Linked DNA regions of Homo sapiens: all the other regions are linked to region 4. A link is an interaction called in ENCODE POLR2A ChIA-PET data of the cell type or tissue named here. Cell type or tissue: HepG2. All regions are shown on one strand.

What was found. Peaks named below come from ENCODE experiments on the same cell type or tissue, not always from the same donor. Only the 100,000 strongest peaks of a DNase experiment are listed, where the experiment ranks them.
Region 1: POLR2A ChIA-PET joins it to region 4 with 19 read pairs; 5 of 35 experiments call an interaction of 5 or more read pairs at or near these places.
Region 2: POLR2A ChIA-PET joins it to region 4 with 16 read pairs; 10 of 35 experiments call an interaction of 5 or more read pairs at or near these places.
Region 3: POLR2A ChIA-PET joins it to region 4 with 11 read pairs; 5 of 35 experiments call an interaction of 5 or more read pairs at or near these places.
Region 5: POLR2A ChIA-PET joins it to region 4 with 20 read pairs; 4 of 35 experiments call an interaction of 5 or more read pairs at or near these places.
Region 6: POLR2A ChIA-PET joins it to region 4 with 30 read pairs; 9 of 35 experiments call an interaction of 5 or more read pairs at or near these places.

Annotation. Positions count from the first base shown.
Region 1 is chr5:73,726,857-73,731,856 of GRCh38, reverse strand. All of the region lies in intron 2 of ARHGEF28 (Rho guanine nucleotide exchange factor 28), which reads right to left. Among named protein-coding and RNA genes, the nearest start is that of ARHGEF28, 100 kb to the right of the region's middle. In HepG2, a CTCF peak has its summit at 2,440; a DNase peak (open chromatin) is centred at 2,386.
Region 2 is chr5:73,691,380-73,696,379 of GRCh38, reverse strand. The region is part of intron 2 of ARHGEF28 (Rho guanine nucleotide exchange factor 28); the gene reads right to left. Among named protein-coding and RNA genes, the nearest start is that of ARHGEF28, 68 kb to the right of the region's middle. RefSeq lists an enhancer at 2,274-2,898. In HepG2, a CTCF peak has its summit at 2,640 (motif pointing right); a DNase peak (open chromatin) is centred at 2,559.
Region 3 is chr5:73,768,585-73,773,584 of GRCh38, reverse strand. The region is part of intron 4 of ARHGEF28 (Rho guanine nucleotide exchange factor 28); the gene reads right to left. Among named protein-coding and RNA genes, the nearest start is that of ARHGEF28, 140 kb to the right of the region's middle. In HepG2, no CTCF peak of the experiment used is centred here; a DNase peak (open chromatin) is centred at 2,814.
Region 4 is chr5:73,621,275-73,626,274 of GRCh38, reverse strand. It overlaps ARHGEF28 (Rho guanine nucleotide exchange factor 28), which reads right to left and starts at 79. Exons shown (of 36, transcript NM_001177693.2): 1 at 1-79. RefSeq lists a silencer at 281-370. In HepG2, no CTCF peak of the experiment used is centred here; DNase peaks (open chromatin) are centred at 174, 1,744 and 2,174; H3K4me3 peaks cover 1,936 bases.
Region 5 is chr5:73,541,891-73,546,890 of GRCh38, reverse strand. No RefSeq gene overlaps it. Among named protein-coding and RNA genes, the nearest start is that of ANKRA2, 21 kb to the left of the region's middle. In HepG2, no CTCF peak of the experiment used is centred here; DNase peaks (open chromatin) are centred at 1,320 and 2,150; H3K4me3 peaks cover 1,321 bases.
Region 6 is chr5:73,676,191-73,681,190 of GRCh38, reverse strand. The region is part of intron 1 of ARHGEF28 (Rho guanine nucleotide exchange factor 28); the gene reads right to left. Among named protein-coding and RNA genes, the nearest start is that of ARHGEF28, 52 kb to the right of the region's middle. In HepG2, no CTCF peak of the experiment used is centred here; a DNase peak (open chromatin) is centred at 2,590; H3K4me3 peaks cover 363 bases.

The DNA.
Region 1 (5,000 bases), 110 kb before region 4:
GAGCTAGGAGAAAACAGCTTCATTGATAAATAACTGTTTACATAATAAAGAAAAACTGTATCATTTTAAATGCCATTTCTAACAATTTACCATACTTCTGACACTGTAGATTATATTAATATTATGCTGTCTACTCTGGGCCTCTTGAAATCACCCAAAACCCCAGCACATGTAATGAATACAAAAAGCTTTCCAGAGACACATGACTTTAAAATTTACCTAGCAGAAAGGAAAGCAATTCTCATTCCATGACCACCCTATCCCTTCAAAAACAACTAAAAGAGAAGTTTGCTGGCCACACAGTAATTATGGGTCTTCCCTGGAAGTACATTATGACACAGTAACTTGTCAAATATCCTGATGACTGTGCCACAGTATCCCAATTCTTTCCTTAAAACCAAATGGCCACTATGTATTACATAAGACCCCTTCTCTTTGAACAAATTTTTTAATAGCCAAGCAAAGGCATGCTTCCAAAACTTATGATGATTTGAGTTTTTCAAGGTATATGTCTAACTGAAGAAATCCTTAAGTTACAGCAACCCCTTAAGTTATCTCATTCCTGACAAGATAGACACAGATCCGCATTTTGTTTTTTTAACTGGTTATACCCTCCTTCCAAACTATACAACTCCAAACCTTTTGACCACATAATGAAAGCACACATAACTACCAAGTCAATAAAAACATCTTCCCAACAATCACAGAAACTAACGCATTCCCATTGAAGTCCCACATGCTAAATTAGGTTGAGCACAGTTACTAAAAATGGATTATTCTTGTCACAGAGAACATCAAGAATTTTCTACTTTTCTGCATAAGAGATTAGAGGGTTTTTTTTTTTTAGCTTAAAGGCAGAGAAGAAGAAAAAATTAAAGAATTTCATCTGATCATTGCAAAAAAAAAATCTAGCTCAGTACATACTGTCCCAAAGACATCTAAGATGTTAGTTTTCAACTGTTTAATTAAAGACTCAACACAGAGCAAGTAAAAAACCAAAAGATTCTAAACAGCTACTTAATTTTTAGGATAAACTAGAGAATAAATTTTTCATTTTCAAATCTAAAATTTTAAACCATTAAAAATATCAACCTTCAAAACAGTTCCAACCTGTGCAACATGGCAAAACCTTGTCTCTACAAAAATATACAAAAATTAGCCAGGCATGGTGGCACACACCTGTAGTCCCAACTACTCGGGGGCCTGAGGTAGGAGGATCACCTGAGCCCAGGAAGGCTGAGGCTGCAGCGAGCTGTGATCGTGCTACTGCACTCAAGCCTGGGCAACAGATGAAACCCTGACAAAAAAAAAAAAAAAAAAAATCCTCCTTATGGTGGACAGTTTGAACCTATATTGATTATAGGTTGCATACATGATCAAGTCAGCAGTCTACTGAAATATATTTTCCTTTATTTTGCCTTAAAGGTGCCTACCGATGCAAGGCAACACTGGAATCCAACAAGATAAGTAGGACATCCCTACCTATCTAACCACCTACATGGCCATCACCAGTCATTCTCCTAGCCTTGCGAGCACCTCTTAACAGGGGAAGAAGCATTTTTACCCCCAACTACTTCTCTGCGGGTCACAGATATATACAACATATCTGACTGGGACAGTTTACTATTTAAAAAACTCTACATTTGAGGATAAGTTGAGTAGATTTCATTAAATTCATTTTATAAATTTATAAACAGAACTATAAGCTATAAACTTAACCACAAACTATAAGTAATATGCATGTTAATGCTTTACATTTAAACTTGAACCTTAGAAAAACTGTTTTTAGATCAGAATTAGATGGCGATATATTCACTGAATAACTCTGGAAACCACTATTTGGCAATACGTTTAAATCTCACAACACTGCAAGCTAGGTTTTGTTATTCCCACCTTATAAATGGGAAAGTGAGATAGTACAAATTGGAAGGTCACAGCTGGGACTCGAATTCAGGCCTATCTACTATCTACTCCTTGCTCTTATTTCAAGATTAAAACAATAGTTAGTGTGTAACTGGTTCATAGGTATTTAAAGGCGCCAAAAAGACAAACTCCCAACTTGTGAAGTTCTACTCTCTAACACTAACAAAAATAGTCTATACAATTTGAGTAAAATTAGCTACTTACTACCCACCTTATCGAGGAAAGATATGTATCTGCCTCCATAATATCAAAAGAAGCTGCCCGCCTGAAATGTGATCGGTGACTAAATAAACTTGAGAAATCTAACACATTCTGTGTATTTAAATAAAGGGTGATGTTGTGATGAAGAATACAAACAAAAGTATGGCCATCTAAATGACTTTTAGAAACAGAAAATCTAAAGAATGAGAATTGTTCAATATTTATTTAGCATTGTCCTTGGGGCAAGATCCAGCCAGCAAACATGAATGTTTCACTCTGTTTCACAGGAGATAGAGTAAATACTGCAGCTCCCCCTAAGGCAGCATTCCTTTAGCCCAGAGGATATGTTCTTAAAAATAAAATCAGCACTATACATGGTCATCCTCATGATTAGAGCAACACATATCATCACCTAGCCAACCTGTCAATCTCAGTTCTAACAGCTTTCAGTTGATCAGTTTAATCCCACAACAGTCCTTTGAGGTAGGTGTCTATTATAATCCTCATTTGACAAATGAGGAAACTGAGGCAGGGAGCACTTAAATAACTTGCCTAAGATCACACAGCTTGTCAGGAGGCTGAGCCAGGCAGTCTCTTAAACTCTCACAGCCAAGTCCTCACAGCGATGCAGCTACACACACTGGCAATCCTTACAGGTTCTTGAAATCCCTTGAAGCCAAGAATTGCCTCTAGCTATCCACAACTGTGGGTCAGTCCCTTCAGACTGCAGTGATATTTATGAGGCCTCTTATCATATCCAGGGCTTTCTGCCATTTTCTGCTTTTCTTTGTTATTTATTTTCTTGATTGTCCCTTGAACTGCTATAAAGCTCACATTTTAATGCCAGCACCGTAGTCTTCCTTTGTTTCTTGGGGCAAGTTCACACACCTATGGTCAACTATCCTGCACCAAAACTGCTCCTTTGGAACACAAGATATATGTTGGAAAGAGCAGCCACAGAAAGCAACATGATTTGCAGAACCTACTCAACCTGGAGTCGTTTGGCAGCACTCTCAATGGCTGATCTCATCAGGGTTCTCCAATGAGAAACGTTTTCTCTTTGGCCAGAACATTCAGTACCGTGTATTTAGTACAGGGTGCCACAACATCTCTCTGTGGCTGACAACATTCTTTAGCTTTCTGGACGAGAAGGAAAAACATTAACCTTTCGACTTGTCTTAACTATAGGTGATAAGTTAAAAGAGGGCTTTGTTATATTACTTGCTGTACTATTCTCTATGATTCCAATATTTCATAATTTAAACCCTTTTTACAAAGCAATTTCCAACACTTGATTTAGATAGCACATCTGACTTGAAAGAAAACTTGTTTTCAGACTTGCAAGGCTAAGAATTTGAGTGAAGGTCTGTAGGGGCACAACAAAGGGAAGCCACCAGTTGTGACCCATTTAATCAGCCACTAGCCTGACCATTTCTTTACTACATTGGGATGAAACAAAGAAATTATCATTTTAAAAATAAGAAGGCTTTCCACAAGACAAGCAATGCTCTACTTTGTTCTACATGTTTACTTATGGCTTCAATGACAGCATAGATATCATTATCAAATTTACCAATGGTAGAAGCAAAGTTGGAAGGGTCAGTCAGGATGAATCAAGTCTCAGAAAGACCTCAACAGGACCAACACTAACAAGACGAACTTCACCAACTAACAATGAAAATGCTGTACTTAAGTTAAAGAAAACTCAGCAGCACAACACAGGATGCAAGAGGACCAGATAAATAGCATTGACGTGGAAAGGACCTAGAGATTTCAGACAGCAGTAAGCTCAGGATGGGGCAGCAGTTTGATACAGTCACCCAAAATGAACTCAGACTACCTGAGACTGAAGGACAGTAGGCAGAACAGGGAAGGTGATGACCCCATGGTCCTCTGCATTGGCCATGGCCTGCTGAGGGATTCTGTTCAATTAGAGGCACTGCATTTTAACTGGATGTTGAGGGCCACACTATGAGAAGAAAGGCTTTTGAAATCAGGGATTTATTCTGGCAAAGAGGACACTTAACGAGAGGATATGACAGCTGTTCTCAAAGTCTTAAAGGATGATATCCAAGAAAAAACAGAGTTACTACACAATGTCTCAGGGGGACAGAACCAAGAGCAAGTGGAGAGAATTACCAGAGGCAGATTTTAGGCCACAGTTAAAAATTATTTTATAGCAAGTAGAACTGTCCAAATATGGACTCTCTTCCTTATCCAGGAAAGTGGGTTCTTGTCACCATTAGAAGAGCTTAAGGAGAGTAGATGACCATCTATTCCTGTCATTAGAGGGAATTGCTACACATAAGATTCCATGATAAAAATCATTCAAACTTACAGTGGATATGTATATTCAGAGAATCACAAAAGCACAAAGTGAAAGTGGTCACAAAAGATTATTTCACTCACCCCCTCAGGTCTAAGCAAGGAGACAAACTCCCCAAGAAGATCACTTTTAAAATGTTTCTTTATATGTTTCTAAGAAGAAACTTGCCCATCTTCTTAGTATTCCCACAGTTCTGGCTTTTCAGAAAGTTCTTCCTGATGCCTAATCTGAATTTCACCGGCTCCAATTATACCAATTCACATGGATACCAAAATGGACTTTGTAATGATCATGACAGGAAGAAAACTGACATGAGGACAGGTAATGAAGAAAAATATTTGCAGAGGAAAAATATTAAGCAAAGAATTTTAAAAGCTTCCAATCTCTAAATGCCAATGTCATTCAGAACAGTTATAAAAACCATTAGAAATCTGGTTTACATACTTTCTTTTCTGAGTACAAACACTGACCTCCTTGTATAAAAGCTCTGCTTTTATTTTCAGACCCAGCTTTCTATCTCTGCAGAAAGAACAAGACAAAAACTTAATGT
Region 2 (5,000 bases), 70 kb before region 4:
AAAGGTCCTGGCCAGGAAGAAGCATGGCATTCACGAAGAACTGAGAGCAGAAGGGTATGGCTGGAGCTTATGGCGTAAAGGGTTTCTGCAGTCCTACATATGTGACCCCAAATCATCTTTAATTATCAACACTTTTGTCAATGGGACCCTCCCCCTAATGACCACAGCCATTGCCTGGAATGCTCCTATAAAGGGTCAGAGAGCAAGCTTGCCTCCCCTCAATGATTCTCCAGAAACTCAATCCACAAACGTTTAGTGAAAGCCTACAGTGCGTTGGGCACTGCACTAGGTATTGCAATGTAATGAAGGGTAACAATCTGCGTTCAGGAGAGGATGCACGGCCAAATGCATAGCTATCCAAGGTCATAACCAACATACCATATTGCATCCCATTCCTACCTTAGTGGCATTCCTGGATATGGAACGAAAACAGCTTGGGTGATGTCCTAGAAATAAGAGAATGAGGAAAGTCCACTAGGGTAGAGAGGACTTGTCTGATTAGAACAGATAAATGATATGGCTGCGAGTTGCGAGATGAATGTAGGGAAATAATACTTGAAAGACATGATAAAGTCTTCACCAGTTCTGAGAAAATGGCAACTCTGAAGAGGCCAGGGGCAATAATCCAAAGGTGAATTAGAACAATGGCTGAGGAGAGAGAGAGGACAGCCATGGCCATCAGCAGGTCTTGATGACTGATCAAGACAGAGGACAAAGGTTGGAGGAATTACAAAAACTCAACTTAAAGCAGGACACCTGGGAGAGTGGTGGGATGGTAACAGAAATCAGGAAGTTGGAAAGAGGAGTTGCTTAGAGGAAAACTTGGAAAACTTTTAAAAAATATAACAGTCTGAACTTAAAGTCAAATCCTGGCTAACTGAGTGATAATAGCAAACAGGCCAGCTGGAAATGGAAGACGAGGCCTGGGCAGAGGTCAAGACGAGAGGGCCCACATGTGGGAGTCTTTCAGGAGGAGTGGTGGTCTAAATAACAAGAATAGATGAGCTCGCGAGAAAAAGAGGGGAAAGCAGAGGGCCCTGGGGAACACCCACACAACAGAGGAGAGGAAAGCACAATAGACAAAGAGATAACTTGAAAAAGAACCAGCAGAGTTCACGAACATTGAAAGTACACTTTTTAAACATAAATCAAATCATGCAACTCCCCCACCAACCTATGGGCATGACCTGGCCCCTCCCACCTCTCTGACCTGTCTCCTCTCCTCTCCCCTCCCTCACAATGCAAGGGCCATGCTGGCCTTTTGTTGTCCCTCAAATACAAAAAGTTCATTTCCACTCCAGGGCCTTCGTGCTTTCTGATCCCTCTACTAGACTGCTCTCCAGGAGATCCCAGAGAGACTAATGACACACACACACAATTCTCTGCCATGTCATAGCCTTGTATTGTCCTAACCCATACTACCATCTGAAATTCTTATTTGTTTATTCGTTTACCTACTTACTTTCTGTCTCCTACTCCCAAGTGCATTCTGCGAGAGCAGGGACGTGAGACCTTGTTTCTCACTCTCTGCTCTTACAGTGCATGGCACTAAATGGGGACTTGAGAAAATAAACACCTTAGATTAAGCAAGAGCAAACTTAGTGACCTTCATAAGATCCGTTTTGATAAAAGTAACAGCATCAAGATATGGAGAGGAAAAGAAGGCAAGAGCTAGAGACACTTATTTAAAACATGCACACCCTCCTCAGGTGTAAGCAGGAGGAACTGCTGAGAAGGTAGTATAGCTAAATCACATCTTCTATAAGGGCTGCCTTTCTGGAATATGGAAATAAAACATTTTACCTGGATCACGTTATTTCTTTTACTGAGGCTTCTCCCAGAGAAAACTCTAACCCATTTCCATCATGCCTAAAATCCTTACTTAGATGGTAAAACATTTTAAAAACTCAAACAGAACAAAAATATCGGCTACTTCAAGTTCTTTATTAAAAATACAGGCTGCACACCACCCAAATTGTGGGAGCTGTCACTGAAATACAGGAAGTGAGGCAGCATCAGACTTTAAGCACACTTGGCACTTACTTACCCACGGACCTGAAACTCACACCCACTAAGAAATTTCTTCAAAGCTGGGTGCTAGGCTGACTCTTCCTGTGGTCTTCTGTAGTTGTATATTCACCTTTGGGCCTTTCCCCAGAAGCTTATCATCTCAGTTGTGACAGTAGGAGGGGGCACCATAAAGTGGCATTGTATTGAGAGAAGAGGGAACTGTTTCTTTCAAAATGTGAAATGGGATGAAGCTAATGGAGGATTTGTAAAATGTTTGTAAGTCAAAGGTTTTGCTAAAGTCTGAGAAGCTTTTCCTCTCTGCTCCTGCCAGAACTACCAAGCAATCTCCTGCAGCAGCTAAGGAGCTTCAGACTTCCCAGGAACTGACATCTCGTGGCTGCTGGCCAGGCTGGGTAAAACAGTTACCATGGTCCTCTCTTTGCTCTATGGCTAGAACTGCTGCTTTGGAATTTGTTTGCCCCCTCAGAAGGAAAACAGGAGACAAGGCAAAGAGATAAAAGCAAGGCCATTCAGAGAGGATAGGAAAAGGTCAAGTTAAGTTAGTAGAAAACAAAAGCCAGCAAAGAAAACCAACTTCAGGGAGCACAGATTAACTGACAATGGCAGAAACACCCCAGCAGGTGGCAATCCTCTGAGATGCACATGCTGCTGTGTTTTAAATAAAGACACAAGTAAAGTTAATATAATTCGCTAAAAACAAATTTGCACAAAGTAAACACGTGATCTAGAAGTTGCATTCAGGCAAAAGCCCTGCCCGATTCCATTGGCTAAGCTAGACTTAGCTGTACTAACCTGTTTTGAAAGACACCCTTACCTACCACCCTCTGACACCTGAGCTAATGAAAATTTCTATTATTTTGAGCTGGGAAGAACTGAATGGAGCAAATGACCATCAATTAATAGGTCTGGCTTCTTGTGAGCAAATGAGCTTCAGAAGGTCAGGGCTTGCCTAGACATAGTTACCAGCAGCATCCTCTAGTGAGATAAAAGAAAAGAGAGACCCTTTAATTTAAGGTCCATGAAGGAGCCCCATTCATGTCAGAAAGCTCAAAGGCAGTTGCAGGACAGGAAAGGATAAAATGGTGCCTTTGAGTACTTGGTCAATGAGGAAATGGAGATGTGGCAGAGCAGTGGGGAAGGTCGTTACCAGTGAAGGTCGGAAAACCCCAGGCTTATTGTGGGATCTGCCACTAACAAATTTTCTGAGTCAAAAAAAATTATTCTTATGACTTCTAATAGAGCATTTTAAAATCCAGAGTGTCAAACCAGCTGAGTTAACTTAGTCAAGCCAGTCAATCTCCCTCTTGGAGACTAATCTCCTCATCAGCAAAGTGAGGGTGCCCAGGCAAAGGTCCCCAAGATGCCCTCATAGACTAATATTTCGAGTTGATGGGCATGAGGCCAGTCATAGGTAGCCCACTGGGGGATGGAGGGCCACCAAGAGAGAAGGGCAGTGTCTGGAGGACAGGATTTCCTTCCACAGGACCCAAAAGCCACAGGGAATCTGCAGGGATCCGGAAGAAGGCCCCTGCTGGGTGACCCCAGAACAAAGCCACCAAGTCACTTACTACCTCAATAAGAAGCTGCTTCCCTGAGCTGGGGAAGAGTCCATCCAGACAACTTGGGCCCTGTCCTCCGGCCCTCCCTGCAGAAGGCTGGGACCAAGGGGAGCATGCTCCACCAAGTATTCATGGAAGCTATACCAACATCCAGAAATTAGAAAAGGCTGAATAGGATAGAGTTTCCCCCACTACCTCTAGACATCAGATTATACCTTCAACACCCACAATGAGCCCAGCAGCAACCAACATTCTTGGGACCAAACACAGCAGGAGACAGTGACTCAGAATAAAAGAATAATATAAACATAAAATGCTAAGGGAATAGCGAAGTATCTTAGATCCAGCTGGAAACAAGCTACTGAAGCAAAAAACTCCCACTGCCCAAATGGTTATACAATTTGCAGCCTCCAGAGAAAAAAGTGATTACACTCTTCTCAGTCAGTGGCTATGATTAACATGTCTGCACAGCACCTCAGAAGGGTGGAAGGGAGCAAGAGCCCACACACACAGTCTCACACATGCACCCTCTGCAGATGTTAAAAAAAATCTCCACGGATTAGTCAAATTCTGACTAATAGATGCTCATATTAGTCAGAATTTGAGAAATGGGAGAAATAAAGGACACTTCTAACCCTTCACCAACTTAATCAACATACAAAATTTAACATCCCTCCTTTCTTTGCACAATGAAAATGAGAACATAATCCCCAGCTACATAATTATCAGTTATTAAAGCTAAAGAAATAGACATTAAATATTTCTGAAAGTTGCTGAATAAAATGTCAACTATTAGATCTCATTTGCAAAGCAATCCACTAAAATTTAAAATATGTATGCCCTTCATCCAGCAATTCTACTCCTAGGAATCTATCCCATAGAGATGAAAGTATCAACATATAAGGACATATGGACAGGATGTCTGGTGAATAATTGTTCATGATTGCCAAGAACTGAAACAAAGTGAATGGCCATCAATAGGGAATGAGCTTGACCCATACCTATTCATTAATTAGAGTGAGTTTGAGCTATGTCTGATGGCTTATAGGAGTTTATACAAAGTATCACTGAGTTGGAAAAGATACAGAAGTCCACATAATATGATCCTTCTACTAAAGCTTGTATATGTATATATGAATACAGAAGAACATGAAAATGTTTGCACTAAGTCCATGGTTCTCAATCTTTAGCACACAGCAGAATCGCTTGAAAGTTTTATTAAAACACAGATTGCTGGGCCCCATCCACAGAGTGTCTGATTCAGTAGGTCCAGCATGAGGTCTGAGAATTTGCATTTCTGGCAAGTTCCTAGGGATGCTGATGCTGCTAAGAACCCCTGCAGGAGATGACTCTAAGGGTTAGCTCAGAGTACAGGAACGGGAATTATAAAATGGGGGTGAGGGGAAATGG
Region 3 (5,000 bases), 150 kb before region 4:
CTTTCACTAGACATGCAGTGCAGTCATCTAGGGAAGCAGGTTCTAGGAAAGGACCATCCTTTGGAAACAGACACTTGTTGATATGCAAAGAGTTCCTTGAGGAGATCCTGCTGCTCAGGCAGGGAGGCTTTTAGAGGCTGAGACTGTAGAGGGACTTCCGTTTCCACCCTTTGTCCTCAGAGCCGCTCCTCCCCTGATAAGAAGCCGCAAGAGAAATGGCTTCATATGGGTCATTCTCAAACTTCACAGCAGTGCTTCTACCCATCTACTAAATCCCTGAGATTATGTCAATATTGCCAAAGCCACCCCGTTGCTCTGCTCAGGAGGCTCGACCTGTAAGGCCCCTGCACAGAGGGCCCTTGGTCGGTCCGTGTGCATCAGCTCCACTGTGGTGTTTGCCGCTCTCTGTTGTCATCTTCCAGGCGGAGGGGTCCTTGAGGTATTTTATTCCTAATACCTAGCACAGTATCTGGCAAATGAAAGCCATTTAGCATTTGAGGAGTTGAATGACAATTGGCTGTTAAAATCTCTACGGTTTGTGTGTATTTAAATTACTTAGTTTGAATAGTCTGTACACTGAATTGTTCACTGTAAAATGGACACTGAGAACAAAATGACCTACTTCTCCACAGTTTCCTGTCCATATTAACGCTATCTTACTATTCCATTATCTTCATTAGCACAATTTTACTATTCCAGGAGCCACTTGCCCAGGCAAATGAATGATTGCTCATTATAGGAACCTTCCACAAGACTAACCAACTGTTCAGTAGAAACCAATAAAAGGCAGTTTGAACCCTAAAAGCAATCTTAACTACATTATGATCCTTCCCGAGTCCTGATCAAGCTCCTTTCCTGTCCAACATGCCCCACCCACCACCATCCCCAACATTAAAAACCCTTATAAGGCCAGGCGTGGTGGCTAATGCCTTAATCCCAGCACTTTGGGAGGCCAACGCGGGAGGATCACTTGAGCCCAGGAGCTCAAGACCAGCCTGGTGAATGTGGTAAAACCCACTGTCCACAAAAAATACAAAAATTAAACAGGCATGGTGGCACTCGCCTGTGGTCCCAGCTAATCAGCAGGCTGAGGTGGGAGGATCGCTTGAGCCCAGGAGGCAGAGGTTGCAGTGAGTGGAGATTGCACCACTGCATGCCAACCTGGGCCACAAAGTGAGGCCCTGTCTCAAAAAAAAGACCCTCATTAAGCCAAACTTCAAGTTCTCAATAAATTCTCACCTCACCTCACAGCTCCCCCTTCAAGACACCTCTAAGGCCCTGTGGAGGTGGTGTTCTCCCATACCATAGTAGGCAATAAACTCAGCTTTGTCCTACCTGCAGGCTGTGGTAATGATGATACTTGGGAAGCCAGGTTTCTACAAAGCTCTAATTTGAAACAATTAGAAGGAAACACTCCACCATAAATGAATGCAAATAAAAGGCTTAGTTTACATTTTTAATTATTTATATATCTATATCTATAGAGATATAGATAGCTAGATCAATGAATGTAAGGCATTATACTTAAAATATGTAAATGAACTCATCACAGTGAAATGCCACCAACTTACCAGTATATTTACTCTATCAATCATCTGTGTGACATGGAACACTTCCCCTCAGTAAAATAACATTCAAAATACCAAAATATCTAAAAACAGACAAGGCAATACACTCCTGCCAGACATTTGTTTAATATACTTGATATCTTCAGCTTTATGAAAATTAAAAAACTATGTTAGCTATTAGAGAACTTATCTTTGACTATTTTATCCTTTAACTTTTGACCATTATACTCCTTTGAATAAAAAGTGAGGTTTTTGTTTTTAGATTCCCAGCAGGGTATCTAAAATGTTGGATAATATTTGTATTTTTCTTCCTTTTTAAATAATAACCAGGAATAGACTTGTTAAGATCAGGTAACAAATATACATATGCACACATATGTGCATGTGTACTCCCCAACACAGGAAAACCTGTCAGCATGAGATATTAACCAGGCATACTAAGATGGAATTTCTCTCCTTTTTTTTTTTTGAGATGGAGTCTCACTCTGTTGCCCAGGCTGGAGTGCGGTGGTGCAATCTTGGCTCACTGCAACCTCTGCCTCCCAGTTTCAAGTGATTCTCCTGCCTCAGCCTCCTGAGTAGCTAGGATTACAGGTGCGCGCCATCACCCCCAGCTAATTTTTGTATTTTTAGTAGACACAGGTTTTCACCATGTTGGCCATGCCAGTCTGGTCTTGAACTCCTGACCTCAGGTGATCCACTCGCCTTGGCCTCCCAAAGTGCTGGGATTACAGGCATGAGCCACCGCACCCAGCCCGGATGGAATTTCTAAGACATATCTCCTAATCTGAATATAGTGAGAAATATTCCATAGTTGTATGGATTGTAATTTTCTTTCCCCTCCCAAAAAAATGATCAAAAGGGAACATCTAAACCTTTTGTGTTCCCTTTTCAAATTATACCATTGGTAAAGGAAAGCATGGTATCAATTTAAGTAACACTTTCTGCCATGTCTGGTGCAATGCCCTAAATACCATTGAACCTGGAGTGTATTTCACTGTATTCAACCTGACCAACAGTGTGAGTGTGGGCAGATCTGTTTCCTCTACCACGAGAGCTCTCCAAGCTTGTTCTGCTAATCCAGCTCCCTCTTCTCTCCTTCTGGCTCCATCCTCACATCTTGTTCAATGAGAGAGAACAGTAAACATGCAGGCCTGAATGGCTCACTGTTGCCTCTCTTTCTGAGAATCTACCCACTTCCCGGGGAGGAGGTAAGGCAGGGGAAGAGAGAATCTTCTGATGTTTAAAGAAAACAAATAAAAACTGACCAAAATGTTGTAAGAGAGAGCTTTCTCATTCAGTATGAAAGTTCAGAGTGCAGAGCGAGGCAAACAGCTTGAAATAGGAAGCATCATGACATATATAAATAATTCTGCCTGTTATAGAGTTTCAGATTTCTTAACGGCAGCCAGCAAAACAAACTGTGGAAAGAGGTTATACAATTTGGCAGAGGTGGGAGTGTTTAAAATAATTTCTTAAACTAAATAAATGTCTCTTCCTGTTTGGTTGGTGCCAGGAGTTATTTGAACTAATGTAACCAATGCAGAATTACTAATAATTGCTGTAATGGCAAACATTAAAAGGTACGACCTATAACATCATGAGAGCATGAAAACCAAGACACAAAAAGGAACTGAACAGGCTGTGCCATTCAATAAGCCATTCCTTACTGCATAACAGGAGTCCAACTGCCCCAGATAGGAAGGGAGTGTGGAGTTTGTGCTTCTCACTCTGCCGGGCATCAGTTTCTTTGCCCATGAAATGAGTCTGTCACAATAAAGATCCAAGGTTCCTAAGAGTATTCAATCCTGTCCTAACTCTATGGTTACTATCTGCAAAAACAGCACAGGTCAAAGCTTCCAGGCATCTGAAGCACAAGGGCAAGGAAGGTCAGACAGTTTAAGTGTTACTAAAGGAAAGTGGTTTTGTTACTGGTCAATTTAGAACCATTACCATATCCACACAAGATCTGGCCATACCTTTCAATTAGCCAAAGGCTTAGCTTGGAAGATTAAAGAATAAATTAACCTCTCAAATGTAGGCTAATCGATCATAACCAAATGTGCCACTCTGTGGGGCGTATTGATAATAGGGGAGGCTGTGCATGTGTAGGGGCAGGGAATATATGGGAAATATCTGTATCTTCCACTCAATTTTGCCATGAACCTAAACCTGTTCTTAAAATGTCTATTAAAAAATAATAAAATAGGTTAAATAATTAACCAAGGTCTCCAGAACTCACAATCACTGCTAGAGGAAATGTAAACTGTTACAACCCCTTTGGAAAACACAGCAACATTATCTAATAAAGTCAGAGAAACTAACGCAAATCCAGTCCACAACAATTCCATTCCTACCTATAAACCCTAGCAAGAAACCATGCAAAAAATATAAATGGTCAAAATTCAAAGTAATCTTAATGTTCATCAATGGAATAAATTGCAGTGCAATCATACAACAATATTCTAACAATCAAAATGAATTACAGATTAACACAGAAGGAAGTAATGAATATAATGTCAAAAGGGAAAAATCAAGTCACAAAATACACAGGATATGTTTCAATTAATATGAAGTTCAAGAAGAGTAAAAGTTAAAATTATTACTTAGGCATATATACATACGTTGTAACACTGTAAAGAAAAGCAAGGAAATGGCTACTATAAAAGTCAGCACAATACCTGTTAGGAAAAAGAGAAGAATGTGACTAGGAAAGGAGGAGGGGTATTTGCACTCCTGAGGTCCATTGGTATGAGTGTATCTCTCTGTTTTTCTGTCTCTGTCTCCCTCTGCCTCTCTCTCTCACACACACACATATATATATACACATACAGACACAGGGTAAAATATTTTTTCTGATATTTGTGTGTGTATTAGTCCATTTTCATGCTGCTGATAAAGACATACCTGAGACTGGGCAATTTACAAAAGAAAGAGGTTTAATGGACTTACAGTTCCATATGGCTAGGGAGGCCTCACAATCATGGTGGAAGGCAAAAGGCACTTCTTACATGGCAGCGGCAAGAGGGAGCTTGTGCAGGGAAACTCCCATCTTGAAAACTATCAGATCTCGTGAGCCTCATTCACTATCATGAGAACAGTGCAGGAAAGACCCATCCCCATAATTCAATCACCTCTTACCAGGTTCCTCCCATGATACATGGGAATTGTGGGAGTTATAATTCAAGATGAGATTTGGGTGAGGACACAGCCAAATCATATCATTCTTCCCCTGGCCCCTCCCAAATTACATTTTAAACCCAATCATGCCTTCCCAATGGTCCCTCAAAGTCTTAACTCATTTCAGCATTAACTCAAAAGTCCACAGTCAAAAGTCTCATCTGAGACAAGGCAAGCCCCTTCTGCCTATGAGCCTGTAAAATCAAAAGCAAGCTAGTTACTTCCTAGATACAATGGGGTTACAGGCATTGG
Region 4 (5,000 bases):
CCGCGCCCTGCCTGAGGGCGCCTCGGAACGCGCCCCCAGCCAGCCGCCGCCCGGAGTCCGGAAGGCTCTCCCCGGCGATGCCAACGCCTGGCGGCGGCCGGGCTGAAGCCAAGGTTTAGGGGGTGGAGCCGCGGCCGCGCGCCCGGGCCCGGCTGGCTGCGCCAGCAGCGGGTGCCGCCCCCGCTCCCCCCGCTCCCCCCGCGCCTCCCCGCTGCCACTGGATCCCCGCCTGCCCACCTCCCGGCCCGGCTCGCGGCGGCCGCATCACATGGCGAGGCCCGCCCGCCGGCCGCGCCCGACACCGGCTCCAGGAGGAAACCTGAAGCTGCCCCTACCGCGCTGTCTCCGCCAGCCCCCTCCCGCTGCGGGGCTGCGGCCGTTGGCCTCCGGAGATCGGAGGCGCGGAGGCTGGCGCGGACCTGGCGGGCCACAGGAGTGCCAGTTGCGCCCCGGGCGCCCCCACGCCTTGGCGCCTCCCGAGGGAGGCGCTGGGCTGCCCGCTCGCGAAAGGAGTTGTGCCAGGCCCGAGGGAGGCTCAGGCTGTTCCCAGCCAAAAGCCACCACACCCGTGACATAATACGGCCCGGGTCTATTACAATAGGAAATATTATTTTTAAAAACAGCATTTGCCCTCTTATTTGAAGCTCATGTTCCCTGGCCGAGAGCTTTGCAAGCTGCGATTCCCTTCACGTTTATGCACGCAAGTGGCTGCAAGTCTTAATTCAAAAACGTATGAAAACCATAACCACTTTTACAATGAACAGCAATGTGAAGGGACTTCCTTATCCTCCAAAGCAGTTTTCCTCTTAGATGTGATGACAGCCCCAAGAGCAGAAGCCAAGCCTCTTCATCAGCCAGGCTCTCATATACAGACTTAAGACCATTATTGCAGCTTTAAAGGTAAAATTGCCCATCTGAGACTGCTGTGGCAGTAAGTGTTATAGTTAAGACTATTTGTAAGGAAATTAGTATTGAAATATAAAGTTTCTAATAAAATTTATAAAATCACCTTGAGTCTCTGCTTTGTTTTTCCTTTGAAGACTGGCTACGCACAGAACCATAACAAAGGTGTGGCCCGAGGAAGCTGGCCACCAAGATCCCAAGCCAGAATGGAGCCCAGCTCCCAGGCTGCCACCACCACTTCTCCTGGGCCTGGGCCTTTTCTGTCTCCCTTCCAGCCGCCACCTTCCCCAGCCCACCTTGCTGATACGAATGCTGAGAAAGGCTGAGATTAGCAAGAGAAAGACCATCGTGTGTCTGAATGCCTTAGCCCTGTTCCAAGGCAAAGGCTGCAATTCCGCCTTGGGAAAGGGACCCCAACACTGGCATTGCACTCCTGACCTGGGCTGTCATCCCAGCTGATTCCACCCTCAGCCCCACAGAGCTGTGAACTCAAGGCCTGGCCTCAGGCGCTGCCACAAAAAAAAAAAAAGAAAAAAAAAATATATATATATATCCTGCCCAGTGTCAAGGTACACAAGATAAAAATAAAAGCAATAATATTCTTTTCAAAAATAGAAAAAATTTTGAGCAGGGCGTGGTGGCTCACACCTGTAATCCCAGCACTTTGGGAGGCTGAGGCGGGTGGATCACCTGAGGTCAGGAGCTCGAGACCAGCCTGGACAACATGGTGAAACCCCGTCTCCACAAAAACACACAATTTAGCTGGGTGTGTTGGTGCGTGCCTGTAATCCCAGCTACTCGAGAGGCTGAGGCAGGAGAATCACTTGAACTGAAGATTAACTGAATCAACATGCCAGACAAAAATGGTTTCCAAACTCTGGTGAATAAACATGGTGATGTGTTAGAAGCCTTTGTTGTTATTGTCCTTTTTCATATCACTAGTACTGAAGCCCTCTTTTTCTTTTTTTTTTTTTTTTAATTCTGGCAGGTATGTATCTTTTTTTAAAAAACAAAAAAATGTGGAAAGAGGAACAAATATTATAAGAAGTTACCCCCAAGCCCCTTCCCCACTAAAAAGAAACCAGCAAAACTAGTAATTGTGAAACTCTCACCACCCAAGGACATACAATGCTAGCTGCAGTTTTCTTGCCTGCTCTCAAGCCCTGAGCTTGATCAATATTTAAATACGTACTTGGCTTTCAACTTCTCTAGGTTCAAATATTAAGCAAAGTGTTTGCTTCAGCAACCTTAAAAGAAGCCGTGACTATCTGAGGCAGGAAGCTATCAGTTGTGTAAATAACCCTTTGCACCTGATTGATTTCACTGCTCCAGATATAGGTCACTCAGGACATTGCTGGCACTAAGCTTGGCTGGGACAGCATTTGTTTTGAATTCAAAGACTATATATTCTCTACAGACAAGGGACATTCAGCCAGCAAGAAACCAGGCTGGCCATTCAGTTAGGGAAATTCTAACTGCCTAGTGAGTATTATGCCAATGTCCTAGCTCAGCTCTGTCTTTTCTAGAGATTCAATCCCCATTCATCCTTACATACTTCACTCCAGATAGACCTCCTCCATAAATCCTTACATTGTCCTGGTTTCTGCTACCCTCTGAATTTTGGCAAAGCATAATGGCCTTACTACACAGTGTAGCACCTGATTATATTAACTGTCACATGTTGGACAACTGTAGGCTCTTATCCTCCCTTCAACTTGAAATTCAAGGACAAAACCTGTTCCTTACCCCTGTAATCTTCACAGTCCCAACACAGGGCATTTCTGGAGTATTTAGTATTTGTTTTTTAATTGAACTATCACATCCATTATGCAAGAAGAAAAATGTCACCATTTTCAAACTTTAATGAATTATAACCACTGCTAATTATATTATCTATTTAATTATTTCCTGGCCTTCATTATATTTCCTTTGTCAATAATTCTCAAAAATTGGATAATTGTAAATCTGATGTTTAGCCACGTGAGTTAGGGAATTACTAGTGTTTCTTAAGTGAAAGCAAGATACTAGAAAATGGTAGATTTAATAGGAGGTGAACAAACTCTGGAATACAAATAGGATGATCTTGGGAAGATACAACCTTTCTAAGCCTCCATTTCCTCATCTGTATAATGGGCATAAGAACAGCATATACTATCATTGTGAGGATTACGTGACTGAAAGTGATTACAGGACACATAATAAGGATGTGGAAAATAGTGGCAGTTAATCTTTTAGTGTATGGTTGTATTAGGAGAACACTTCAGAGCTTTGAGATAATTAATAGGGCATGGCAGACCCCAAGACAAGAAACTATTTCTGGATTATAAACTTGGTTGTCCAGCCTAGGAAGGTCGGAGAACACAGAGAAAAGAGGCCAACATTATTAAAACCAGGGGACAGATCTCATGGGGAAATCCACACAGTAGTTCTCATTCTGGCTACACATTAGCATCACCTGGGAAGCTTTAAAACAATCTTGATTCCCAGAACGCCCACCTGATCAATCATTCGGAATCTCCAGAAAATTGGGCCCATGTTATTGGTCGTTTTTTGAAAGCTCTCCAGGTGATTCCAATGTTCAACCAAAGTTGGGAACCACTGGACTAAAGGAACTGAATGTATTGACACTGGAGGAGGGTGAGGATCGCACTCAATTATATGTGGTTAAGGGGAATCAGCTCTTCCATTTCCAATGTTAAACCATCAGGTTTAAATTGCAGGTGAGCAGGGCTTCCGTGTAATCTGCATATGAGTCACTTGGGGATCTTGTTAAAATGCAAATTCTGACTTAGTAGCAGATGGAGTCTGATATTCTTCATTTCTGATAAGTTTGAGTTGGGGCTGAGGCTACTGGTCTGTGGACCATACTCTGAGGAGCGAAATAATAGATTTAGAGAGAAATATTCAGATTTGTTACAGGAGAAGTCTTAACATCTCTGAATATTTTTAATCAACTGATATTTATTGAGCACCAACTATGCAAAAAATTAATATTTTGCAATCTTTGAAGAAAATAATAGGTTGTTTTTAGCCAGTTTTCAGTATGAGGTCTTCCCTAAAGGGGCAACTTACCTGTCAGGTATAGCAAGCTCAGTGCCTAGGGTCTATAATACTTATAGGGGCCAAAAAATATTTTAATTTCTTTTAAAATCAGAAGAGAAAAATGAACTTTTAGGTCAAAGAAAATGTTTTAGCATATAATATTAATATATTTGTATCTATAACAATGCAATAGTGAAATATAATTTTTCTTTTTATCTACATTTTTATTTTTCTGGAGGAAGGTGCGTATGAAGGCAAAAGTGCCCAGATCCTACAAAAGTCATAATGCAGCTATGTTCTTGAAGTCCATATTAGTCTCAGGTATTTTTAGGAAAGCACATGGAACTCATTGTGGCTGATATTTTCATGTTGGTATTTACATGAGCAAAAGGAAGATATTGGGGAAATTATAAATACGCCTTTTGAGTGGAGCCAGCCCAATAATTATGAAGAGTTCAACACTTTCCACGTGTGCAATTTGGAAACACTGGGGATGCTCCATTGACAAAACATTGTTTCTTTTCAGCTGATTCCTTAGGGTCTAAAATTCTATCACTAGAGATTTACTCCACCTCCAGAGCCAGTCTCTAGAGATTCACATTATTGAGACCCTTCCTTTGCATATTGACCTTTTTTTTTTTTTTTTGAGACAGGGTCTCACTCTGTCACTCAGGCTGGAATAAAGTGGTGCAGCTGCACCTCACTGCAGCCTCAATTCCCAGGCCCAAATAATCCTCCCACCTCAGCCTCCCAAGTAGCTGGGACCACAGGCATGTGCCACATACCTGGCTATTTATTTATTTTTGTTGAGACGGGGTCTCCCTATATTGCCCAGGTTGGTCTCAAACTCCTGGCGTCCAGCAATCCTCAGTCCTCCCGCTTCTGCCTCCAACTCCCAAAGTGCTGGGATTACAGGTGTGAGCACTGCGCCAGGCCTGACCTTCTTTTAGGTGCAATTTTTTACCCGCTAGAGCCAGGACCATACCTCAAGAACTTCTCAGGGGATTCACTCTGAAAAGAGGAAAATATAATAAAGAGATTCCATTTTATAGGAA
Region 5 (5,000 bases), 79 kb after region 4:
AAGAATGAAGGGCAAGACAGACTCTGGCTATTATAAAGTTCTTAAATTAATTAATTGTTTTTACTCTTTAGTATTTTCTGTGACCAGTTCTCATATTTACATACCTACTGAGAGCTTTAAAAGTTATCACCTTACTCGTTTGTAGTAGATACTACCAATAAGATTCAAACTAGTAGCAGTAACTTTCTACATTGTTTATTGTCTAGAAACTTTTACCGTATGTGTATGTTGGTTTTATAATAAAAATAACACTAAAGATATGAAAAAGAACCATAGCATGATTGAAATGTTTCTAGGCGTGCATTTAAACAGGAAATACAACCATTTAAGAAAAGAGGTGCATTTTGCAAAGAGAATTGTGTGACTATTCTTTGATTAAAGTAAACTTCGAAGGTTTATTCTGTCTTTCGTATACATTTTCCTCTTCAGATAGTAAAGCCCTTCCTGTTGGAGTAAGAGCCTTGTGATACCAATTGCGTGCACAGGAATGCGATCCACATGCATTATGCCATGTCGCTACCTGGAAGCAAGAAGCTATTGCTGGGGATTTTATGCTCTATGGAATTGAAATTCAAATCAGATCCATAATTATTACACTGGAAATAGACTGTTGCACACTCATTGCCTACTGGGTTCTCCTCTCTGTAGAGTTCAGGCCACTGTGTGATACGTTTGCCCCACATTTTATTTTTTATTCATAATTTCAGTGAAATTGTTCTCAATTTGACAGGTTCCAAATGTCAGCTGTTTTCCAAAGTGACAAATTAACTCATGTTACTTTATTTAAAAATTTTAAAGCGGCGGATCACGAGGTCAGGAGATGGAGATCATCCTGGCTAACATGGTGAAACCCTGTCTCTACTAAAAATACAAAAAATTAGCCAGGCGTGGTGGCGGGCGCCTGTAATCCCAGCTACTCTGAAGGCTGAGGCCAGAGAATGGCGTGAACCCGGGAGGCGGAGCTTGCAGTGAGCCGAGATCGCGCCACTGCACTCCAGCTTGGGTGACAGAGCAAGACTCTGTCTCCAAAAAAAAAAAAAAAAATTTAAAGCACGTTAAATTTTTAGGTGTTTGTTATTTCCCCTTTTCACATCCATGAGGATGGGTTGTAGTTGGATATATTACATCTCCCACAATCAATTTATGGAAAGCATTATAAATACCTTCTTGGTGCTCAGTTGACCTATTCACCATCTCTTCTGCAAAAGGTTAATGTTGGAAACAGGCAATTTCCCCTAAAAGTCATCCAATCCTTCAGCAAATGTTTATGGAGCGTGTACTCTGTGCTAGAGACTGGGCTGGGCCCTGGGGACACTGGAGACCAACACAGCATTGTTCCCTGCCCTGCTCAGAATGATCTCCCCTCAACCCATACATCCTGGGGACAAGTTAAAAATGTCATGCATTAACCAAGGTATGTTTGCATTTGTAATATGCCTATTACAGGTTTCTTCTATGCTAATTGTTCTGCTGTATCAACATCAATTGATTCAACAGAAGCCTCTCTCTCCTGAGAATGAGAGGACTGAAGACCTTACAGTGGTGGAAGAAAGTTCCACTCCAAGGGGAATTGGTTCTCTGCCTAGGATGTTCAGTGGAATCATCTGGAGAGGTCTGAAAATACTGAAGCCAGGCCTTATCTCCAGATGGTCTGATTTGATTAGCCTGGGCTGCCACATGGGGACTTACAATCCCTTCTCAGTTGATTCTAATGTACATCAAGGCTGGGAACCCCTGCTCTAGCGGCAATCATCTCCTGGCAGGTGGACAAGCCACATTCTCACACTTGCCTCTTGCATCGCCATCCTGTCTATGAAAGAACTTAGTCATTTATCCTTTGTCTCTGGCCTGTTGGCGCTTGCTATGATGCTTTTGTAAAGATGAACATGTTCCCCTTTAAGCCTACATGACAAAACAAGAAATTCTGAAACAGTAATTTTACCGTGAGTTACTAATTCACCTTTTTTACTCAATGAATTGCTTGTTGTGGTTGAGCATCCTTTATGAATCTGTGTGTGAAAGAGAGCCCACTTCAGATGTCACGTGACTGTTTGCTTCCCTTGTTTATCTTCTGGATAAAAAAAGAGTCCTGAACATCCAGTACAGCAGTCTGTACCAACAAACGCTTAAGAGCTTGTCTCGTGATTCCTTTGTTCTAGGATTTCCTTGAACATTGGACACCAGTGTTGACTGAAGCACCGCCCTTCCAGAACTCATGCCAGCTCACAGAGTCTATCCACAAGGCCAGGTTACCCCTCCTCCATGATGCATGTCTGTTATGAAATCTCTCTCCTCTTACTTTCATGTCCTGGTGTTGCCCCTCTGCCAAGGAGACTGTCAGCAACAACGAGGTCAATTGCTTGCACCCCTCTCTCAGTGAGCCCCTGCCTTGAAGGTCTCTCAGCTATTTCAGGAACAGGTTGTAGGTATTTAAGGAAGAGCCTGCCCACCCAATTGAGACAGAGATTGGCCTTGCTGCCCTCTAAAAAGAATAAGCCATTCTCCTTGTGCCATTCTAGATTCTTCTTTGAAAGATAATGTTGCCATACCTACAATGATGAGATGCTATAGGGTCCTCCCAAGGACAGCATTGTATACTTGGTCAGCTTTGACACAGCATCCTATTTGGGGAGAAGTCCAATGCATCAATCCGTGTCTTATGTGAAATGTCCATCTGGGCGTGGTTGCATTCCCCAGTCTTCTTTTCTGCAATAAACAATGAGATTCCAGGGAGGAGATGGGATGCAGTTCAGCTCTCTTTGGTGGGTCCAGTCTTAGGTTGATAAGGGTATATCAGAGGAGAGCCTTTTGCAGCATCTGCTGACCTTCAAGAGTCTTAAATTTAAAATATCAGCATGTCAGAGTGCCTCAGAAATTCCCTGGGCTCCTTCACTATAGTTTACTGTTTCATATAATATTGTAATGAGCTCTTATGTACATGTTTGTGCACTTGTGGGAATTTATCTGTGAGATAAATTTCTAGTAGTGGAATTGCCTGATCACAGGATATATTTACCTAAAATCTTGGTAGATATTGCCAATTGCCTTCCAATTTATTACCCCCAACCCCCAGCTCCTGCCAGTACTGAGTACGTGTTTGCCCTTTGTTCACCAACCTGTATGGTTTCTCACTTTTTGATCTTCATCATTCCAATTATTAACAATGGTAGCCTATTTCCATTTTAATGTACAATTCTTTAATCACAAACAAGATAGAACAGTTTTCACATATTTATTAGCCATTTTTTAAGTGTTTTTGTTCTTTGCTTTCTATTAGGTTATTATTATTTTTCTTAATTTTAAAAATTCTTTGTATACCATGAAAATTATATACTAAGAAATACTTTTTTATGCTAAGGTATATTTTAATACTTACATACTGAGATACTAAGGACTATTTAGTTGCAAGTGTTTTTTTCAGTCCATCAATGAGAGATTATTCAATTACAAGAGATAGAACTCAACTCATTTAAACAACAAATGAGCCTAGTGTGGTGGCTCACTCCTGTAATCTCAGCACTTTGGGAGGCAAGGCAAGAAGATCACTTGAGTCCAGCAGTTCAAGACCAGCCTGGGCAACATAGTGAGACCTCTGCATCCACAAAAAAATGTTTTTTTTGTTTGTGCTTTGTTTTTGTTTTTTGAGACGGAGTTTCACTCTTGTTGCCCAGGCTGGAGTGCAATGGCATGATCTTGGCTCAGGCTCACTGCAACCTCTGCCTCCCAGGTTCAAGCGATTCTCCTGGCTCAGCCTCCCCAGTAGTTGGGATTACAGGCACCTGCCACCATGGCCGGCTAATTTTGTATTTTCAGTAGAGACAGGGTTTCACCATATTGGTCAGGCTGGTCTCGAACTCCTCACCTCAGAAGATCCACCTGCCTTGGCCTCCCAAAGTGCTGGGATTACAGGCATGAGCCACTGCACCAGGCCTAAAAATGGTTTTAAATTAGTCAGGCATGGTGGCATGTGCCTGTAGTCCCAGCTACTTGGTAGGCTGAGGTGGGAGGATTGTTTGAGCCCAGGAAGCTGAGGCTGCAGTGAGCTGTATTCCTGCCACTGCCAGGCGGGCAACAGAGCAAGACCTTGTGTCAAAAATAAATAAATAATAAAGGACATTTATTGGCTCACAAAATTAAAAAGTGATTACAATGTTAGGTGAGACCTGATCTAGCAACTGAAAGATCTCATTTCTTTATTTCCCTGTCTTCTGCTTTCCACATGGTTGGCTTCATCCATCAGCTCCAGCAACTGCAAGACCTCACTCTCACTCTATGCTTTCCAGAGAGGGAGAGAGAGAGATTCTCTCTTCTGGGGGCTCCTGCCAAAGTCCTGGGATTTTTTCTTTCTTTATCTCTGTCTCTGCCTCTCTGTCTCTGTTTCTCTCTCTCTCTCTCTCTCTCTCACACACACACACACACACACACACACACACACACACACACTGACATGATCATATGCCCATCCCTGATCTAATCAGTTTGCTCAAGGGGGGACATGCTAATTCGTTTAAGTCAATTAGAATCCGCCCCCTACCCAAAGTATATAAATGAGAATAGGGAATTAAAAATTCCCCCAAGAAAGATGAGCTTCTGTGAATAACTTCAGGATCAGGGGGTTATGAACATCCGTTTTATAAGAGGAGACCAGTACAGCCTCAGAGTCCCTTATGAGTTTACCAAGTCATAGATTTCCTTAAGGCCTGCCTGAGCTTTTGGACTCAATTCCAGCAAATGGAATTCTGTGGCTTGAAAAGGCAAGTCCTCGTAACTGCACACAATAGAGAAAAGAGCTACTGATGCCAGCAGGAAAGATGAAATGCTAGCCCTAATTTTTAAAATTTTCATTAAATTTGGAGGCTAAAATATTTACAAAAATGCGATCCTGTTTTATATTTAGTAACCATAACAGTTTCCTTGTGAGGTTGTCTGTAAAAAGTCCTTTTCCAAGATTATCTGGCTTTCAAAGTTTGATATAATTTCTGCAAAATAAGATTCTAATC
Region 6 (5,000 bases), 55 kb before region 4:
TTTGCTTAACTTGATGATAAAATTAGAAGATCCTTATGTATTTTTGTACATAATCCCAGTACTTTGGGATTTCCACTTAATAGCCAAAAAAAAAAAAAAAAATGCATTACTATAGGAAATGTGGAAGCTAAAAAAAAATAGCTGAAAGAATACAGAGAAATAAAGCAGCAAACTAAAATGCATTCCTTGGCCAGGCTTGGTGGTTCATGTCTGTAATCCCAGCACTTTGAGAGGTCGAGGCAGGTGGATCGCTTGAGCCCAGGAGTTTGAGACCAGCCTGGGCAACATGGCAAAACTCCATCTCTAAAGAAAAAAAAAGATAAAAGGAATTTCTTTATGAGTAAAACTATTGAAGACTGTTGAATATTTTAAGAAACAAGTCTATTAGAGCAAATTTAATTGTGCAAGAAGTTTGCTGTACACTTAGAAAAAAGTACAGATGTTTTTCACAACTCAACTTGTGGTATTTGCTAGATTTTATCTGATAAAATATACTCAAAATTTTTTTTTAATTTTTATTTTTTACTTCAATAGGTTTTTGGAGAAACAGGTGGTGTCTCGTTACATAGATAAGTTCTTTAGTGGTGATTTCTGAGATTTGGGTACACCTATCACCCGAGCAGTGTACACTGTACCCAATGTGTCGTCTTTTATCCCTCACTCCCCTCCCATCCAAAACCCATCATTTTAAGTGAGAATATGGAGACATATTCTGAAGAGTGAATCCCTTTTTTTTTTTTTTTTTTTTTTTTTTTTGAGATGGAGTCTTACTCTCTTGCCCAGGCTGGAATACAGTGGCTCAATCTCAGCTCACTGCAAGCTCTGCCTCCCAGGTTCAAGAAATTCTCCTACCTCAGCCTCCTGAGTAGCTGGGACTACAGATGCCCACCACCACGCCCAGCTAATTTTTGTATTATTAGTACAGATGGGGTTTCACCATGTTGACCAGGCTGGTCTTGAACTCCTGACCTCAGGTGATCCACACACTTCAGCCTCCCAAAGGGCTGGGATTACAGGTGTGAGCCATGGTGCCCAGCTGTGAATTATTTTTTTAATAAAAAATAGTGTTCTATCGAAAACTGTTCAAGTACAACCACTGGTAAGGCAGCTGCTCTTATAAGAAGTTTTAAAAACACCACACACAAGACTCATTCACTTTGTCATTCATGAGCAAGGTTCTGCAACAAAGAACTTGAAGCCAAAAGCACAAAATATTCTATGGGACATTAATCAATCAACATGGTTAATTTTGTGGAAATAAGAACTCCAATGTGGTCAAATCTTTGCAATTTATGTAATGAGATGCGAAGTAACCATAAAAATCTATACTACATTGAGACGTGCTGGTTATATTGTGGCAAAGTACTTTAAAAAGTTGTCAAACTTAAACATGTACTACATAATTTTCTCTTACAAAAATAGAAGTGCTATAAACCTACTGGTTTTTCAATTAGCCTGTTCCTTCAAGAAAAAAGTAATACTTTCTTTTTCTTTTTTTGACCTGCCATTTCAGAAAAAAAAGTGATATTTTAATAAGTGAAAGAGAAAATGTATTTCAAAAGAAACAGATTACAGATATAGATAGTACATGCCATAGTAAGAACTTTTTTTTTTTTTTTTTTTTGAGACAGAGTCTCGCTCTGTGGCCCAGGCTGGAGTGCAGTGGCGTGATCTCAGCTCACTGCAAACTTTGCCTCCTGGATTCAAATGATTCTCCTGCCTCAGCCTCCCAAATGGCTGGGATTACAGGTGTGTGTCACCACACCCAGCTAATTTTTGTATTTTTAGTAGAGTCAGGATTTTGCCATGTTGGCCAGGCTGGTCTCGAACTCCTGACCTCAGGTGATCTGCCTGCCTTGGCCTCCCAAAGTGCCGGGATTACAGGCATGAGCCACCATGCCCAGCCAGTAACAACATTTTGAAAGAGTATCTGTCCATGTTTCCATTGCTTTTGTTGCAAAAAAATCATTTAAAGTTTGCTACCTACAAAAGCTCTCACATGGCATTCTGTAAATTTTTGGAGAAAGAGATTTCTAACTTTTTTTATTTAATCTTCCAAAGAGAACATGTCATGGAGTTTGAGATCAGCCTGGGCAACATAGCAAGACCCTATCTCTACAAAAATAATTTTGAAATTAACCGGGCACGGTGGTGCATGCCTGTAGTCCTAGCTACTCAGGAGGCTGAGGCAGGAGGATCTCCCAAACCCAGGAGTTGTAGGCTACAGTGAGGTATGATCGTGCCACTGCACCACTGCCCTTCAGTCTGAGCAACAGAGCCAGACCCTGTCCCTAGTCAAAATATATATACATTGTTACAGTAATATGATTTATAAATGACTATAAATAAATACATTAAATAGGGTACATGCTAACTCCCCCCCTTTTTTTTTTAACTTGATAAGGGTACATTTTGAAGATCTGCACCTAAAAAGTGAGCCTTTTTCCCTAGTTGTCAAGCTATAAGTATTTTTCACAGTATTTTTCCTTCAGGCTTTGTAGAATTAGGCATAGCCTGTGGCGTGTGGCAAGCTCACGGGAGCCCATGTAGTTATGTATTTACACAGTGAGAAGGCAGGCTACAGTGGACTACAGTCCAAAGTCCAGAATCACACAGCTTCACGAAGGACCCAGATGCCAACGCTTTGCACTTTTCAGTCAAGAAGAAACCAGCTGTATCAAAGGCCTCCCTCAAATTTGGATTATACTATGATCTCAGCAAAAGGTGAAATGTCAAGGGCTAGACAATGTTATTTACATTTCACTTTATAGCCAATAACTTGTATTTCATTATTCATTACTCTACCATTTGCCATTTTTCAGTACAGAAATTTAAAAACCATTTGAACAGCAATTAATTTTGTTTTTCAGAGCAACCACTTTTCACTCCTTGAAAAAAAATAAAGTCACCACAGTACTCACCCTCAGTCCTAATCCTTCTAAAAGCCCTATAGAATTTCATAGACTAATTGTAGAAAAAAATATGCTGGAGCAAATATATACTCAATAAAACCAGGAAACTTCAAACTGAAATATATTTTAAAATTTTATATTCTCATTTGGATTTTCCCCAAGTTAATTCCTCTTTCACAGTAGAGCACTGAGTTCCATGCTCACTTGCAGAGCCACATGGCTAAACCATGCTGTGCCTCCTTTCACACCAAGTTTGATAATAAAACAAATTTGTATTTGCTAGGCAAGTTACAACTGCTTAAGTCCTTGATGTGCTGTCACTTTTCACTATATAAATGCCACCCTCTATATTTCATTCTATCTGTGAAAGTTTGAGTTCTTCATCTGCAATTACCAAGTTTTTCATAGTCAAGTACTTAAAAAAATTGTACCACATTTTCCAGAAATGTTTCTTGGGACATAAAAAAACCAAAGTATTTCCAAACATTTGCTGGCAGACACCAGGGGATGACTTGGGGCCTTAGTACACAGCCAGAATTTTTAAGTTTGTTCCCCAAATGGGGGAAGCTCTTATAAAAAGAACATCAAGATACAGTATTATAGACTTACGGGGAATACATAATATCCAAATATCTTTTATTGTTTGTTAACTCTAAAAAAAAGTATTAGACTATTTTAAACAGGCTAAAAATGTTTTTAATAAAAGAGGAAAGTAAATATAACATTTACATGGAAAAATATCAATTCTTGACTTTATGAAATTCTGAATTTTTCACATTTTTCATCTAAATAAAATATTCTAAGGCAGAATGACTATAAAACCTATCACTTTAATTTTGTCTTTGAATATGTCGATAAACATTGGTTTGTGTGCCTTTTACAAAACTAATTAACAGGTAATACTCAGGCACCTTGCTCAATATTCCGCAATTATCATCTCAGATGATCCTCATAGCAGCCTTGAAAGGAATATATGGGAAGTCCTTGTTACTTAACGATTCCTTTCCAAGTCCCTGCCATTACAAGGTTATATGAAGAAGCCAATGCTATCTACAGATAAAAATACTCAAAAAATGAACTGAACGCTTATATTAGAAAATAAAGCTTACGCAAGCAACTGCCTCCCCGATCATTCTCTATTCCCCTCCACTCCACTCAATGCTGGCATCTATTCTCTAATCATTCCATATTTAGAGAGAACAGATTTTGTGTATACTGTTTGTTTGCATTGGTCTTGGTGTTGTTACTGAATGGTGTAAATAAAAGACAAATCAACTTACAATACATTTAGAACATTTTTTAAAGCATGGCATTTTTAATAAAGAATAGTATCATGAGAACTGCTGAAATTATATATGAAGCTATCGTTCGATGAGAATTTTACTTGATAAGCTTGCCACACACCATAGGCCATGCCTAATTCTACAAAGCCTGAAGGAAAACTACTGGGAAAAATACTTAGAGCTTGCCAACTAGGGAAAAAGACTCACTTTTTAGAGGCAGATCTTCAAAATGTACCCTTATCAAGTTAAATGAACCCTTGTCAAGTTAAATGAGAATGTGGCAGAGACCCATTAACAACTTAAAAAGAAAATCATGATAAGACAAAGGTCTCAAAGATAACAGTGTCCATATTAAAGAAATAAGAGCACCTTCCCCCTCCTTGAGAAAATGGAAGAAGTTTTTGGGTATTTCTAATAAAAATGACCCTCACAATCATGCTTTGAAAATCAAATGTGAGGCCTGGCATGTTGGTTCATGCCTGTAATCCCAGTACTTTGGGAGTCTGAGGCGGGTGGATCACCTGAGGTCAGGAGTTCGAGACCAGTCTGGCCAACATGGCGAAGCCCCATCTCTACTAAAATAATACAAAAAATTAGCTGGGTGTGGTGGCAGGTGCCTGTAATCCCAGCTACTTGGGAGGCTGAGGCAGGAGAATTGCTTGAACCCAGGAGGCAGAGGTTGCAGTGAGCCAAGATCACACCATTGCACTCCAACCTGGGCAACAAGAGCAAAACTCTGCCTAAAAAAAAAAAAAACATTAGCTGGGTGTGGTGGTGGGGGCCTGTAATCCCAGCTACTCAGGAG